2 separate regions of the Homo sapiens genome follow, and region 2 is linked to region 1. The links are chromatin contacts, found by Hi-C or POLR2A ChIA-PET in ENCODE. All regions are on one chromosome and are shown on one strand. Each heading gives the region's core, a stretch centred on a gene start or an enhancer-like site at or near the end of the contact. The rest is flanking DNA. Distances are from core to core; before and after follow the strand shown.

Region 1 (2,749 bases), core at 73-2,572:
TCCCGTGTCTGCGTCATCTTCTCTGACTGTCATAAGGATACTTGGCACTGAACTTAGGGCCCACTGTCAATCCAGGATGACCTCATCTTAACTTCATGACATCTGCAAAGGCCCTTTTTCCAAATAGGGTTACATTCGTGGGTACCGGGGGTTCAGATGTGAGCAAGTCTTTTTGGGGGGAAACATTTAACCCACGACAGTCACCCTTCCCTGAAGGCAATGGGAAAAAAGAAGCCCAGCAGAGGCAGCTGGAATCCCAGCTCACTTGCTTCCCGGCTGGGTGACCTGAAGCTCTGAGTCTTAGTTTCTTCATCTGGAAAATGGATCATGCCACACCGTGGATGTGTGAATTAACGGAGATGGCACATAGAAAGCCAGCAGTGTTGAACTTGGCCACGTAGTAAGGCCTCGATAACCGGCAATGCAGAATTACGTTTCCCTACCAATTAGTGGCCGACCACAGTCTACCCAACCAGCAGACAGCAACGCGTGAGGACTTGGAGGGCAACGGAAATGTGCTAAAGGGGCAATGAGGGTCCTTTCTGAATACGCACCCCCCAGTTGGAGGACTGGGTGGATCAGAGGAGAGTCCAGGGGACTTCCAGGCTGGAGATGGCCTGCGGTTAACCCCTCGTGCCCCATCGGGCAGGAGGCGGGCCCTTCTCCCATCTCTCCCTCCCTCTCTCCTGTTTATCGGGACTGTGGGTGCCAGCCCAGACGACATCATCCGCTGAGTTCCCAGCGTGTCAGCCAAGGGTGAGCCTCCCACGCGCCCTCGGAAGACAGAATTTTGGAGCACACGCAGTGGCATTCTTGGATAACGATGGCTGCCTTCTACGAGCTGAACCCCCTCCACAGACGTCTCCCTGCCAGCCCCTCGCCGGTCTTCCCGCCCTCTGCCCAGCTCCTGGGCCCCACAACAGGCCGGCACGAACGAGGTTTGGGAGCTCTGTGGTGGACTGAACCAAGCGACCCGGCCTTTCCCAGTCTGCACCCAGCACCCGGCGCCAGCACCGACCAGGGAAGGGGCCTTCGAGCAAGCCCGGGTTGGTGGTTTGGGGTTTGGAACATCCGTTTTCAGATAAAATCAGAAGTTTTTTTATTAAAAAAAAAAAGGAGAGAGAGAGAGACAATTTCAGAGACAGCCTGAAAAACAAAACAACCCTTTAGCTCTTTCTCTGAAATGACATCAGCGGCCACCACAAAGCCGAATCGGCCTCACTGCATTCAGGCCATCGGGATGTATCATTTCCCCTTCAAAATACCCACTGCGGCATCGTCCCCAGCCCCGCCGGCTCGGAGCCTGCTCCCTCAGTGGGAGCGGTGCGCTTTCCCACCCAGGCTGCAGAGGGGCTTGTAATTGGAAAAGTGCAAGTTGCAGATGAACTGGGAGCCGAGGCCAGGAAATGGGTTTATGGTGGCCAGCTTTGTCCTCCTTTTGCACTCGGTCTCTAAAGCACTGTCCACATGGGCATTTGGGTCCTGGGAGTCAAGAACGACCTTGCCCGGAACGAGCTGTCCCCTTGTCCCTCTCAGTGGATGTGTCCCTCCCACCCCAGGCCCCCACTCTGAGCCCGTCCTGTCCCCTCTCCCTCTAGACGCATCTAGACTCCCCAGCCCCCACCAACTAGCCGCCTCTGGAGCATTTAAGCTACATGGAAACTGGAGAACGTTTTAGAAATGGATGTTTGTTTCACTGAAGCAGCAATGCAATTGCATTTGAATTTGTTTAGCATCACATAAAAACAGACATATCAAAAATGACCAGAAAGAAATATTAATACAATGGCATATTACGAATTATCTGGTTGTCTGTGGCTAATGAGTTGTTTTTTCGTAATTCCTTCTTCTGTAAATTTTCTAAATTTTACTTTTGTAATACAAAAACGTTATTTATTAAAAACCACCAACTGAATCTTGTCTCGGGGCCAAAATGAGCTACTTAAGAGAGTGGAAAGTCAGCCTTTATAGAGAGCCAACAGCCTCCAGGGACTTATTTCTTTGAAGAGTCACTTTTTAAATCTCAGAAATAATCTGCATAGTTGAAACTTCTGCTCCTCTGGGATTGTTATTCCTTCATTAGTTAAAGTGATTTACTGAGTCACAGGAAATTTCACTGCTGGACCAAAAAGTGATTCAATTTCCCAAGCATTTACTGAGTGTTTTCCCCAAGCCTGGCTCCGGACTGATAAAGCTGCCCTGTTCCTGCCCTGGCGGGGACACTCAGTCTAGTAGATGCCCTGAGAGTCAGTTCTCTCAGTCATTCAACAAACGTAAATTGAGCTCCTACTCTGTGGCAGGCACTATTTTGGGGTGCTAGGAATAAAGCAGTCTACAATAGAGACAAAACTCCTCATCTTCCTGCAGCTTACATCTATGGCAAATGTGCAGAAAGAGTGTCTTAGTCTATTTTCTGTTGCTATAAAGTCATATCTGAGGCTGGGTAACTTATAAAGAAAAAAAGGTTTATTTGGCTCACAATTCTGGTGGCTGGAAAGTTCAAGATTGGGCATCTGCTTCTGGTGAGGACCTCAGGCTGCTTCCAGTCATAGCAGAAGGTGAAGGGGAGCTGTGTGTGCAGCAACCTCATGGGAGAGATGAGGCGAGTGAATGGGGGGAAGGTGCCAGGCCTTTTTAACAACCAGCTCTCATGGGAACTAATAGAGTGAGAACTCACTCACCCCTGAGGGAGGCCATTCATCTGTCCATGAGGGCCCCTCCCCATAACCCAAACACCTCCTATTGGGCC
Region 2 (2,749 bases), core at 145-2,644, 140 kb before region 1:
GAGACTCAGAGAGGTGAAGAATTTGCCCAAGATCCTCACTTATTAGTGTGGTGGGAGTGAGGCCAGAAATCCAGGCAGTCCAGGCACAGACCTGAGAGCAAGACCCTCCCACCCTAGCACCTCCCTCCTGTCCACGGCAGCAGCTCAGTTCTCCTGAGAGTGAGGGAGGGGCGGGTGGAGCCCGGGAGACTGGCCAGGGAGCTGGGGAACGTGGGACCTGAGGGTCGAAGGCTGAGAAGAGCCGAGGAGGAAGGTGTCATCTTCCAGCCAGGCTCTCTGCTCTCTGCTCCTTGTACTTGTTGATTGGAGAACCCATGATGTCGCAACGACAGTGGAGGAAATGGTCGTCTAGACACACATCTAATTACCTGCTGTGAAAATCCCCACCGGGATGTGTGCCACAGGCAGGATGACCTGAGGCCACATTCATCTGAGCCCTCCGTGACGCTCACATGCAGGATGACCTGACGTCACGTTCATCTGAACCCTTGTGCCGCTTGGCATCAGCTGGGAATGGGACAGGCTGGACTTCGCCTGCTGCACCCCTTCTAGCTGGGGAACCCGGTGGGTGGGGATGGTTGGTGGTTTCGTTGGTTTGTTTTAAAGCTCCCTGAGGCTCAGTTGTGTTGTCCACAGAGCAGACTTCCTGTCTTGAGCACCTGCCTTGTTTAGGCTTCCCAGCAGCAGGTAAACAGCGTGTCCCTTTGCCTCCTGCTTCCAAGGTAAGTTTCCCAATGCCCCTTGCAGGAAGGCAGGAGCATGTCATGCCCTAGTTCAGGAGGAGGCAGCGTGGGTGCAGGCTCAGGCGAGGGTGGTGCTGGAGGGATCTGGTTCTGTGGGTTCTGTCAAGACTGCCACGGCTGATCATAGCGCTGTGATGCCACCTGCCAGAGGCCTCAGCCGTGACGTCTTTGCTGGAGCGCACTCCAGTGGGATCTAGGCATTGCTCCTGGTTTCCACACGTCCCACAGACTATGTGAGAGGAACTCCTGAATAAATTCTCTTTTCTGCGTCAGCTTCCTCAAGTGGATTCTGTTATTGCAACTGCAAATCCTGACTCACACACCGTCTCACAGGGTGGTTCCAAAGAAGAAGCGTGGTTGTGAGTTGCTCAGCATAACGCTCCACACGCAGTAGGCACCCCGTATACAATTGTTGAATGAATGAATTAAAGAATGAATTCATGGAAAGAAGGCATGGGGCAAGGTGTCCTGCACCTGGGAACTACTCACTAAATATGTGTTATTAGGACTGATCACGACGATTATAAAATAATTATAATGCAGCCTTGAAAATAGCCACCAGCCTGTGTGCATCTGGGCAGCCAAAGAAAATATGAGTCACCGCCGTAACCATCAGGGTTATTGCCAATGTCCGGGCCCAGGTAGAATTTCTCTGTGGCTTTGAGGTTAAGACAATAAATGTGTGGAGAAGTGATATCTCTCAGGCTGGAGGCTTTATGTCCGGGGTGCAATTTACCACGACTTCTTTTGTCTCTGCCATGGCGCCTGGCAATGTTTGAATGCTGGTGGGGTTACAGCTCTCTGCAGAAGCATAGTAGAAAAACAAGATCAAGGTCACACAAAAGAGGGTTGTGTGTTTGTGGCAAACCTAGTCCAACCTGGCTGGTAGAATAACCTAAAGGCAACTGTCAAATCAAGTGGAGTGAGGCACTTCAACCTCTGTCCACCAATCTGCTGTGTTTTTCTCTTCTCTCTGTGGGTTTTGAGCCAGAATCTATTTCCAGTTCATGTCTAGTTAAATGTCTCTGTTCTCTTTGGTTTAATCACCAAGAGCAGAAAGCCATGACGAGGGCGTCTCTGATCACAAACGAATCTGTCTGTGAAAATGCTCTTGGCTGGACTCTGCTGATCTTCATCGTAAAGCCCGTGGGAAGCTCTCAGGGTCAATATTCGGCCTTGTTCATAAAATCACCTAAGAAGGGTCCTGGTTTGGCCCTCTGTGATGGCTTGCATGAAACGCTGTGCAGCACCTAATAGGGCCTGCATTCCTCTAAACCGTTCATGTTATTTTTGGTGTGGGTGAACGAGGTTTGTTCGTGAGAATCTGACTATTGAAAACAGGCAGTGCAGATAAATGAATGGCTATCTCTGGTGCATGCTTTGGGTATATTCCAGATGTGTCAACTTGTAAACAAAGGAGGTGTCCGCTCCATGCTGGGGACCGTGTGGGCAGCTGGGTGGCTGTTGTTGGGTGGAGGTTTACACAGCAATGTCCCACAAGCCCCGGGTGCTGCCTGTGACCACCACTCCTCCCTGACAGGGTTCCAATGGGAATGGGAGAATTTGAATTCTGTATCACTGGCTCGTCTGTTCACTTCATGCCTTTGGAGGCCTGGTGATATAATTGTCTATGAATAGATGATTAGTACTTTGACCTTATGCATTAATTGACTGCCCCTAAAGATCTGGAAAAATGGATTTCAGTCTCATTCAGGGAAATGTTCAGAAATTTTCTGAAAAGACAAACCATACGGTAAAATGTGGTGATTGCCTTCATGGGGCCTGTGCACGTGGGTGGATGTTTGATGCCAAGAACTGGGTCAAAAGTAAAGATCTTGGCTATGGAAGGTGAAGAATGTGCACTGCCCTGTGGCGACCGCATCAGCACCCCTGGGGCCCCAGTCTCTGCAGATTCCGATTGTACCTGGTAACCTGGTCCACCCCTGACCTTTCCCACCTCAGAAAATGGCATCTCCACGGAACCAAACGCTCGAAGTTGCCCCAAG

The links. A loop is a pair of places that touch in the nucleus more often than their neighbours do. ChIA-PET counts read pairs that join two places held with the same protein, here RNA polymerase II (POLR2A). Pooled maps may share reads with other maps.
Region 2: a loop to region 1 is called in a map of endothelial cell of umbilical vein, with 5 times the contacts of the local background. The contact joins two enhancer-like sites. A Hi-C loop is called at or near these places in 1 of 168 maps with a recorded cell type or tissue (endothelial cell of umbilical vein) and 1 of 50 pooled maps. POLR2A ChIA-PET finds 5 or more read pairs at or near these places in 2 of 52 experiments (Panc1 and common myeloid progenitor, CD34-positive).

What each region holds. Positions count from the first base shown.
Region 1 is chr16:86,679,689-86,682,437 of GRCh38, reverse strand. No RefSeq gene overlaps it. Among named protein-coding and RNA genes, the nearest start is that of LINC02189, 41 kb to the left of the region's middle. Within about 2 kb of position 1,322, at least 8 of the 41 ENCODE cell types and tissues checked have a DNase peak (open chromatin) inside an H3K27ac peak, as active enhancers do; they include endothelial cell of umbilical vein, where a contact is called at or near this core.
Region 2 is chr16:86,822,681-86,825,429 of GRCh38, reverse strand. No RefSeq gene overlaps it. Among named protein-coding and RNA genes, the nearest start is that of LINC02188, 100 kb to the right of the region's middle. RefSeq lists an enhancer at 634-1,282. Within about 2 kb of position 1,394, at least 4 of the 41 ENCODE cell types and tissues checked have a DNase peak (open chromatin) inside an H3K27ac peak, as active enhancers do; they include endothelial cell of umbilical vein, where a contact is called at or near this core.